Regions from separate parts of the Homo sapiens genome. Here region 2 is linked to region 1. Evidence: read pairs that join two places in POLR2A ChIA-PET (ENCODE). Cell type or tissue: CD4-positive, alpha-beta T cell. All regions are shown on one strand. Links, peaks and the distances in the headings refer to the core of each region. The heading gives the core; the rest is flanking DNA. Region 1 overlaps IPCEF1 (interaction protein for cytohesin exchange factors 1). Region 2 overlaps IPCEF1 (interaction protein for cytohesin exchange factors 1).

The links. Peaks named below come from ENCODE experiments on the same cell type or tissue, not always from the same donor. Only the 100,000 strongest peaks of a DNase experiment are listed, where the experiment ranks them.
Region 2: POLR2A ChIA-PET joins it to region 1 with 7 read pairs; 4 of 35 experiments call an interaction of 5 or more read pairs at or near these places.

The regions. Positions count from the first base shown.
Region 1 is chr6:154,216,533-154,221,913 of GRCh38, forward strand. IPCEF1 (interaction protein for cytohesin exchange factors 1) reads right to left here. Exons shown (of 12, transcript NM_001130700.2): 7 at 4,725-4,796. It also overlaps a transcript of OPRM1 not described here and the pseudogene RPL17P24. Among named protein-coding and RNA genes, the nearest start is that of IPCEF1, 140 kb to the right of the region's middle. In CD4-positive, alpha-beta T cell, for the core only: no CTCF peak of the experiment used is centred there; no DNase peak of the experiment used is centred there.
Region 2 is chr6:154,159,813-154,165,193 of GRCh38, forward strand. It overlaps IPCEF1 (interaction protein for cytohesin exchange factors 1), which reads right to left. Exons shown (of 12, transcript NM_001130700.2): 12 at 1-228. The coding sequence ends at 16. It also overlaps a transcript of OPRM1 not described here. Among named protein-coding and RNA genes, the nearest start is that of OPRM1, 120 kb to the left of the region's middle. In CD4-positive, alpha-beta T cell, for the core only: no CTCF peak of the experiment used is centred there; no DNase peak of the experiment used is centred there; H3K27ac peaks cover 352 bases.

The sequences.
Region 1 (5,381 bases), core at 114-5,113:
ATTGGTATGCATAGAAAAGTGTCAGGAAGAATATAATTTTACTGTTTAAAGTGATGGCCGGGCACAGTGGCTCACACCTGTAATCCCAGCACTTTGGGAGGCCAAGGCAGGTGGATCATGAGGTCAGGAGTTGGAGACCAGCCTGACCAACATGGTGAAACCCTGTCTTTACCAAAAATACAAAAATTAGCCAGGCGTGGTGGCACACGCCTATAATCCCAGCTACTTGGGAGGCTGAGGCAGGAGAATCGCTTGAACCCAGGAGGCAGAGGTTGCAGTGAGTTGAGATTGCACTACTGCACTCCAGCCTGGGCGACAGAGTGAGACTCTGTCTCAAAAAAAACAAAAGAGGAGGGTAACCTCTTCTTCCCCTAAGTGGCCTCAGGTGATCTGTGAAAATGGTTTGCTATTCACCTGACCCAAAAAACCCCATAAAACCATGCAAACCAAGAGGTTCAAATCTTTGTGTTCACTTTAAGAACACCTGTGAAATTCCCTAGGCTATCAAAGGTATGCATATATGAAAAGCCACCAAGTTATCTGAAAGATGTCACTTTACGGAAACAACGTGTACCATTCCAGCCTTCCAAGGGTGGAGTTGGTAGGTATGCACAGGCCAAACAGTGGGGCTGGACACAGGGCTGGTGGCCCAACAAGAATGCTGCATTTTTCCTGCACATGTTTAAAAGTGCAGAGAGTGATGCTGAATTCAAGGGTTTAGATGTAGATTCTCTGGTCACTAAGCACATCCAGGTGAATGAAACACCCAAGATGGGCCACTGTACTTTCAGAGCTCATGGTCAGATGAATTTATATATATGAGCTCCCTCTGCCACATGGAGATGATCCTCGCTGGAAAGGAAGAAATTGTTCCTAAACCACAAGAGGTGGCTGCATGGAGAAAAAAAAAAAAAAGTGTCCCATAAGAAACTGAAGAAACAAAAGCTCATGGCACGAGCATCGATTCAGCATAAAATAAATGCAAATGAAAGCGCACACACACACAAAAAAAGTGGTTAGCCCTAGGGAGGGTAGTTGAATTAGAAAGTGAGGTGAGGATATAGGAAATCTTTTGCTTTGTCTGACACGAATACGTTTTATGTATTATTAACTAAAATAAGCATTTAAAAGTTCATTTTTTAAAATTGACCAGGCAAAACATAACAATTTCATGGTTCACTTTTTAAAATACCACAATAACAATTTTTAGCTTATACCTTAGTTCATAATTGTATAAGTTTATTCTCCCTCAAAAAAGCATCTAAAAGTGAAATAGGGAAAATATTTTTTTAAAGAGACAAAAAAATTGTTTTCACTTGAGTGTCTGAAACAAGAAAAGGCATTTCTAAGCTCCTCTCCCAAACATGGAAATAGAGCAAAATAGAAGACTGTTGACAATAAAGAAAATATTTCTCTCAGCCCTTACCCAAAACTTGTAACCTTTTCATTACAACCATTAGTTACTTGCTGTGAAAAACTGGTGATGTTTAGAATCTTGTTTGACTGTTTTCTTTCTAGGATCCACTGGCTTAGAGTACCTTCTTTGCTAAGAACTTTTTTTAAAACATCATGGCAGCAGGAAAACATCTATCTGTGGCTAAGTAGATGGATGCACTAAAGGACTTATATTTACATAAAAGAAAATGACAGATGTTTCCTGGGAGTTTGTTGTATATTAACTTGACGTGAATGTGTGTGTTGGAGGAGAACAAGTTTTAAGAAATTGATGTACAAAACAAGAGCATTCTTCCCACAGTGTCTGAGAAAGGCAGCTCCCGTCTTTGCTGAGAAACGAACTCTTTCATTACCCTTAATTACTTACCCCTGTACTTTTAAATTGAGACTCACTACAGAACATGCGGAGTTTCTACTAAACTTAATTACATTTCCCTTCATCGTCCCTGAGAGAAATGTCACTATCCAGAAATGCAGTTGCCCAGGGAGAGGAACTTCTAAAACAAGGACTCATCACTGCAAACGCTACCCACTCCCTCCCCCACACCTCTCATCTTACCAAGTAATACCCAGATACATTATTTCCTGGCTTAAACCGGCTGCATCAGTAAGAAGGGAAGTTCTTCATGTGTTATTGCAAAGTAAATCTCTATCATCTGCATAATCTTGTGGGAGAAGGGAGAAGTTGCATTGTTGGCTACTAGAAAAGTCATTTTTAGAATAATGAAACTCTATAATGATATTATAAACATGAGAAGTTATTATAAATTTCAGGCCCAGACAAAATGGACCATTTAGCCGGATGGACAATTTTCAAGTCTAAAGGTCACTGACAGATTCAAAAACATGGGGTCCAGACACCTTAAGTTCAAATTTCAATTTGCATCTTCTTTGTAAGCTGGAAAGATAACCCCCAAAAGAATTTCAAGTAAAATGAACAGATCTTCATAGCATAGATAGGCGGTAAGATCTTGACGTTGATAACTGTGAAAGACTTTGATTTCACAGCCAACAGGATGAAGTATTTATATCATATCTACCCATGCAACTCTACTTACCATTAGATAGGTTTCTGCAAAGGGAGAACATAAAATTGGAAGATAAATAAACTGGAAATGTAAATAAACACTGGGGCGGTGAGGAGGGGGATCTGGGATTTACAGAGCAAACGTGCATGAAATACAACGGATTCAGATAAACATGGAAGGGTCTCACACTTTCATCGGTTTAAAAATGCACCTTACTGTGTAGGAGGAGAAATTCACTAGGTAACAAACAAAGCACTGAGAAGCAATTGTTTCTCTGCTACTCTGTCTCACTCACCTCTTGCTGGAGAGAGGAAAACTACTTGCAAGGAATCAGCCACAGAATGAGTGGGAAGGACGGGCCAAGGATGGAAGCTGGAGCTACAAGGCACTTTTAAAGAAAAGCCAGGACAGCAGGAGGTATTGGGCAGGGGAGAGGCGGGCAGCACTGTTTCACCACCATTCAAGACCAGAAAAGACCATTTGGGATGAACTGAGGCTCAGCGGCGGACTGACCTCACTATCACAGGGCTCCAAGTGCTAGCGGGCGAGACCTTGTGCCTTCCACATCCCACTTACACAGCAAGGGCTTTGCTAACCAACAGGATTTAGCAACTGATGCAAATAAAAAAAAAATAAGTAAAGATCTTTGATGTGGAGATTTTAACATCCTCTCCATTCGTGTATCTGTTCTTATTTTTCTCAGATGCTTAAGAAAACCAAGGGGATAAAAAAAAGCTAAAACTAGAAAAAGGATAGAAACAACTTCTCTCTTTGTCCAAGTAAATCAAAGCTTTGTTTGGAAGACTCAACTGTCCGTTCCTTGCCTTGTTATTTCTAACACAGAGCTTCCCGACTTTCTACAGTACAAAGCCATTCTGTCCTCATCTGGAGGGTGATGCTGGGGAGGTGAGGATAGGGGACAGATGAGAGTCCTTCTAGCTGGACAGAGCTGAGCGGATACCTGTAAGGAGTGTGTGTGTGTGTGTGTGTGTGTGTGTGTGTGTGTGTGTGTGTCCATGCACATGTTTGGTGAAAGGCAGTTGCTTTTTTTCTTCATGTTTCTAGAGCAAGAGAGCAATGAGAACTACATAGGGCAGATAGGTAAGGAAATCATTATAAGTAAAACAGGTTAAGCGTAAGCTCTGTGAATGGAGGAATTATGTGTGGGTTTTTCATTGCCATTGCCCACCATCTGCTGCAATGGGGCATGTGGTAGGCGTTCCATTAACATATTTTCAATTGGTCATGTGAAATAATAAGAGACACTAAGAATTCTGAGAATAGGGCTAAATCAAAGAGAATGCCCTCTGATATCTCCAATCAGCACCTCAAATACAGCCTGATTCAAACAGCCATTGTTGACCAGGTGCGGTGGCTTACGCCTTAGTTCCAGCACTTTGAGAGGCCGAGGTGGGTGGATCACTTGAGGTCAGGAGTTCGAGACCAGCCTGGCCAACATGGTGAAACCCACAAGAAACACAAAAAATTAGCTGGGCATGGTGGTGCACGCCTGTAACTTGGGAGGCTGATGCAGGAGAATCATTCGAACTCAGGATGCAGAGGTTGCAGTGAGCCGAGATCGCACCACTGCACTCCAGCCTGGGCAACAGAACAAGACTGTCTCAAAAATAAATAAATAAATAAATAACAGCTATTGTGATCACACCTGACTCTAAACCATTAGGAATGGTGTAGGGCAGGTTGTACTCTGCACACAGCCCACTTATTTTCACAGACCACCCTGGAAATGGAGCTAGGGATCTACAATTTTAAGTTTGATGTACTCCGAGCAAAGGCGTTTTGCAATATGTTCAGGACAATACATGGAGAGGTGATAAATACGTGAATCATCACGATAATCACACAGCATATATTAAACGCTATAGCAATATTTTGCATGTAGAATTCCGAAAGCTGCAAGATCAGTTACATAATACTTTCAAGCCTCTCTCCTTGTGATGCTGATTCTCCTTTTAACATGTTCTTTTAATGACTTCTGTCCACTCCTTTTTCAACTTAGTGGTTCCCCGAAATAGCCACTTTGATACATGTAATTCTCCAAACCGTTTCCAAATACTAGAGAAGAAAGCACGAAGGCATTGTAACTGCTAAATAAATTAATCCTTAAAGTAACAGAAATAAAATAATAATTGATATGGACATATGATTAGAATTCCAGTACCAGGCTAAAGTTAAGTATATTCCCATTAAGGATGGGGTTTACCAGTTTCCTCTACTTACACGTTCATTTCCTGCACATTCTCAGCTGCAAAATAAAAGGTCTTGATCTGTGGATGGCTGATCTTAAAAGCACTTGAAGGAGGAAAAGCACAAACACATAAAAAATTAGTGTTTATAGTCAACAATGGGTCTGAAAGTAAATCAGTAAAATACAAGCTTTGTAAACTTGTCTGCTTTCTTTGTAAATTTACAAAAAATAATTTAGTAATATTAGATACCTATTGTCTAGTCTCTGTTTCATATAGAGAACTAAGAGTCAATTTTTTATGTCAGAACGTCCAGAACAGGGCTGAGTCTTAGCTGGTCAGTAGTTTCCATTTAAAACATATAGGTATGGCCGGGCACGGTGGCTCACGCCTGTAATCCTAGCACTTTGGGAGGCCGAGGCGGGCAGATCACGAGGTCAGGAGATCGAGACCATCCTGGCTAACATGGTGAAACCCCGTCTCTACTAAATATACAAAAAAATTAGCCGGGCATGGTGGCGGGCACCTCTAGTCCCAGCTACCCGGGAGGCTGAGGCAGGAGAATGGCATGAACCTGGGAGGCAGAGCTTGCAGTGAGCCGAGATCATGCCACTGCACTCCAGTCTGGGTGACAGAGGAAGACTCCGTCTCAAAAAACAAATAAATAAATAAAAAATAAAACATATAGGTA
Region 2 (5,381 bases), core at 246-5,245, 57 kb before region 1:
AACCCTGACTTTGTCTCAAATGGAATTTTCAACAGAGGGAGAAGAAGGTGATTTCTTGAGTTCCTGGGGGGTGTCATCAGTGTCATCAGGGGCAGGCGAAGCCCGCTGCTGCTGATAGATGTCCTGGATCAGCAGGGTGTTCATGACTTTCCACTCTCTGTATTTCCTGGCTGTCAGCTTCGGGTCATCCAGCAACTGGTTAATCATGGCCAGATCATGTTCTTTACACTGTGTGAGTAGAAAAAAAGGGGAAGGGGGTATGTTGAGAGTGTCTTAATTTACATAAACCATCTTTACCAACTCTTTTACAAGTACACATATACATAAAATTACCAAAGCATTTTTGCACGTTAATGTTCTAATTCCAGCATTAAGCTTAAGAAATACGACATTTGTTTGCATACGCTAGCCGCAAAGAAGTGAAGTATCCTACCCAAGAGTTAGTGGAAGAGCTAGACATATAGCAAAGATCTTCTATGTTGCCTTTCCCTGATCAATCCATTATTCCACACCACAGTAACAATTCTACCTTGGTGTGGGAATCATGCCTCCTAAAACTTACCATTGTAGGTATTAGCATTTTATTGACAATCCAAACTTCACTAAGTAAAATTGGAACGTAACACTTTACCTAGGACATATGGCAACATAAAATATGTCTTTTAAGATTTTATTAAATTATCTTTATTTTTAATAAATCACATTTATTTAATACAGAATAAATACACAGATTATCTTTTCAGTCAAAGAAGAGGCTACTAACCTTCCATCAAAACAGTATGTATTCCAATAATGCTAATAAACAACCTATTGGTGCTATTCCATTCTGCCTCCTCTGTAACCAATGGCACACATTTCTGAAATGTCTAGCTCAGGTTAGAGTTTTCTATAGACAAGGAATGGAGTATAAATAAGATGTTCATCCTCCATATTAAAAACAAATATTCAGCCCTGACAATTGTATCTCAAATCTATGCCTGTTTTCTCCATCCCATGACCATAATCCTAAGGTTGGATATCCAGTTCAATATATCACGTTTGATCTGCTGCCACAGCCTCCTGAGCGAGACCACTGCCTCCAATGCCCACTTCAACTCCACCTCCACTTAGCAGAGCAGGGATGCATGTAAATGCCGAGTCCCCCTCATGGATCCCCTTACACCCAAGGCTCCTCACCTGCACTGGCACCATTTGTTGATACTCTGCTTCCTTTTGACTTCCCAGTCTAATGTACTGGCATGCATTTTCTCACCCACACAACACTAGCTCACACCTCCGTGTTGTTGTGCCACATGAAGAATCTTCCTTGCCTTTCTTCACCTCATAAACTCTAATTTCTAGAGTTTCTTTTACACAGAACACTTTCCAGTCTTTCTTTACCCAATTTTTTTCTTTTCTTTTCATTTTTTTTTTTTTTTGAGACAGAGTCACTCTGTTGCCCAGGCTGGAGTGCAGTGGCCCAATCTCAGCTCACTGCAAGCTCTGCCTCCCAGGTTCAAGCGATTCTCCTGCATCAACCTCCCAAGTAGCTGGGATTACAGGCATGCACCACCATGCCTGGCTAATTTTTCTATTTTTAGTAGAGATGGGGTTTCGCCATGTTGACCAAGCTGGTCTCAAACTCCTTAAACCTCAAGTGATACACCCACCTCAGCCTCCCAAAGTGCTGGGATTACAGGCGTGAGCCACTGCACCTGGCCTACCCAATTTTTCAAAACCCGTAAATCTATACTTGAGGCATCACATTGTCCAGGAAACCTTCCCTGCACTCCCAAAATTGGACTGATAAGCTTTTAAGTTTTTATGTTCTCATGCCTTCCAATGATGCCCTCTGAGAACTTACCGAGGTACATTTAGGTATTTACGGGTAAGTCATGGCCCCTCTTCTAAAGCTTAAAGAAGATGACAAGAAACATTTCCTTCATCCCTGTATTCCCTGCACCTAACGCAATGCCAAGTGCCATGTAGACATTCAATTCATGCATGTGATTGAACTACTCTTTTTGACTATCCCCAGGACAGCATGTGTGAAACTAAAACTTCACAACCACTGCCAGTAAGTGGATTTTCACTACTCTCCAGTCATCACATTTTCACATCCTTTTTCTGGCAGTCTCCCAAATGACTATTTCAAAACTCTTCTCATCTCAAACCCCCTCTCTCATCCTCACTCGCAGCTGATGGCCTTGCTATCTCTTTGTTGAGGAAATGGAAGCCATCAGAAGAGCACTTCTCCCAAGTTCCTATTGCCCACGAACTACATGGATGCAAATCTATGCTGCCTTCTGCCCTGTTCACAGAGATGGAGCATCTGTGCTCCTAGTAAAGGCCAATCCCTCCACTTGGGCACAATGGCCCCCGCTCTCCTACTCAAGAAATTCATCCCAGCAATTCTGTTCTCTCCTCTGACTCACCAACTTTCCAGATCCCCTCCAGCAGTCTCACTGGTACACATGTTTGCTGTTATTTCTTGCATGTTAAAATTCCTCTCTGCCCCCAAATCCCTGTCCAGCTAATGCTCTACTTTTTCCTGTCTCCAGTGGCCCATTCTGCATAGATTCAGTCCCATCAGGGTTTGGCCCCCACCATTCACCAAAACTGCTCTTGTGAAGACCATCAGTGACCTCCATGTTGTTAAATCCAATAAACCATTAAATCAATGTTAAACCAATGATCCATCTTCAACTTATTTATCAGCAGCACCTAAAACAATTGACTACTCCTCCTTCTTGAACAGTTTCATTGTTGTGCTCCTATGATACATTCTCCTGATTTTTCTTGTACCACAATTGCTACTTACTCCCACCTTAGTTGCTGATTCCTCCTTGTCACGCCACCTCTTCTCACTGGAGTGTTCTAAAGCCCCAGCTTGTATCCTGTTCTCTGCTCTATCTATGTTCATGCTGTTGGTAATCACAAGAAATCTCTCCCACTCTCCTATGTGCTGAGGGTCCCAAGTTTATATCTCTCCTTACTTCTTCCCTGGACTCCATCATCATTTGTCTAAACTTCCTCTTCAGCAGTTCCACATCAACCCCTAAGAGGCATCTCAAAAATAACATATCTAAAGATAAGTTCCTCTTATTCTCTACATCCCCACCCCACCAACTTCCAATGCACACCAAACCCGGTTCCTACCGTAGTCTTCCACAAAGCACTTAATGGTAACTCCGTCTTTCCAGTTGCTCAGAGCAAACACTGGAGTCATTCTTGACTCCTTCTACCACACCCAATCCACCAGCAAAGGCTGATGGTTCTACCTTCAGACATGACACAAAGCATGCCATCCTTCTGTTCAGAACCTTCCAGAGGGTCACTGTCTTACTCCGAGCAGAAGCTGGTGTTTGCAATGGCAATGAGATCCTCAATGGCTCGAGTCCCTGCTGCCCCTCCAGCCCACTGCTGCACTCCCCATGCTCCATCCCCACTACATTACAGCTACCTTGACCTCCTTGCTCTTCCTTAAATGCCCTAGGCACACTCCCGCCCCAAGGTGTTTGTGTTTTTGTTCCTTTTGCCTGAAATATTCGGCCTCAGAGAACCTCAAGCCTCATTCCCTTTCCTTTTTCAGATTTTACACAAATTATGTCTTTCAAAGAGGCCTTTCATGTCCTTCCTAATTAAATATCAATTCCTCAACATGTTCTATCCCCTTTTCTATTCTTTATCAAATCTATCATCACTTATCATATTATACATTTAATAGTCAATTATGTTTGTTTATTCTCCTACTAAAACATAAGCTTCCGGAAGGCAGGCCTTTTTATCTGACATGCCCAGTGCTATAGCCCCAAGTGCCTGAAAGAATGACTGCACATGTAGACTGTTTACACATGTAGACATTCGTTGAATACTTGTTGAAAAAATGAATATATAAAATAAGAAATAAATGAATAAATGAATTACCAATTTGCTTTTTATTCTCTTTTGCATTCTGAACCCTATTTGGAGTCTGAGGAAATCCTTTCCATTAAACAAAAAAACTAGACATAGATTCATAGATCAATAGCTGGATAGATAGATATTAATAGATAGATAGATAGATAGAAGATAGACATATAGATGGATAAAGATAGGAATCCTTCCTTCCAAAATGGAGAAAAAACAGTGCAGTAGGAAAGCAGAGGGATTGTTTATAGAAAGTTAGGCAGGGCCAAAAGAGCATATTTCTTCTTTCTGAGTTTTCAATATCTATGCTTCCAAAACAACTTTTCCAAAACAACAACAACAACAAAAGCTTTCTTCCTCTGATATCACCATACTGCTATTAATGTAAAGTTATTTAAAGAGTTTTATTTTGTTCTAAAGAAATTTAGACATCTACTTCAAAGGAAGATCCTAATTTTTCATATTAAAAAATTAAATAAGATCTTTGAAAATTAATAAAAATTGGGGAAACTGACTTTGCATACATGAATTAACCCCTCTTTATAGCTAATAAAATTTTTAGAACAGGGTCTCTTCAACTTTGGGCATTAAGCTGACACTTCTCATATGGCTTTTGGCTCTAAGTAGTTCAAATTTTTTACCATTTGGCTCAAATCTGTGTTAGTTCTTCTATGGATGAAAGAAAAAAATGTAGACAATAATACAGAAGAAGGAAATTAATGAAACAACAGAACCTTCCAAGCTCCTTCCTACACCAGGCATCCTGGGGCTGGGCCTCATCCAGCAGCCCAGCTTCTCCTGGATGGCGCATGAGGCTTTTGGAGGGCTTTGAACTACTTTCACAACATCCGCTCTGCTTTCTGGCAGGCAAGCAAGGTTTGGCAGGGATTCCAAAAATACCATGAAAGAGAGAATGCTGTACTTTCAGTTTTTACTCCAAATAGTCAGTGTGTGGCTCGACTCAAGACCTAAGCATTGGAAATGTGTTCCACCAGAGTAGCTACGGGAAGAAAGGGTTCACCGCTCTTGTGACATAGGTCAGAGTAACTCAGAGAGAGTTTCAGTTGGACCCATTAATCATTCCATTAATAACTTATTTTAAAATAAAAGCAGACTTAGCCAAAAGTCAGTGAATGATGAGCTGTTAGAAATTCCTAAATATCTGTATTTAGTGTACAACATAATACGATCAACTTTTGCTCAAGTTCAACTTGGAAGTTTGCTCAACTTCCTAGAAGAATTTCCCTGAAGTGCATTCATTCCAGTACTATCCCAGTGCAGGGATTTTTCTTATTTACGGAATGCACCTGCGGCAAATATAAACATTATTGTTAAAACAGTTTCCTTGTTTCTGCATGAAACTCTGTTGTCTTTGCTTGTCTACACTCCTACTTTGGAGCTTTTAAAACATAAACATTTCCTCTGTGTATGATATATTCTCTGTGCAATATATCATACTCAGAGAAAAGTGCACAAATAGAAAAATTGTGCTT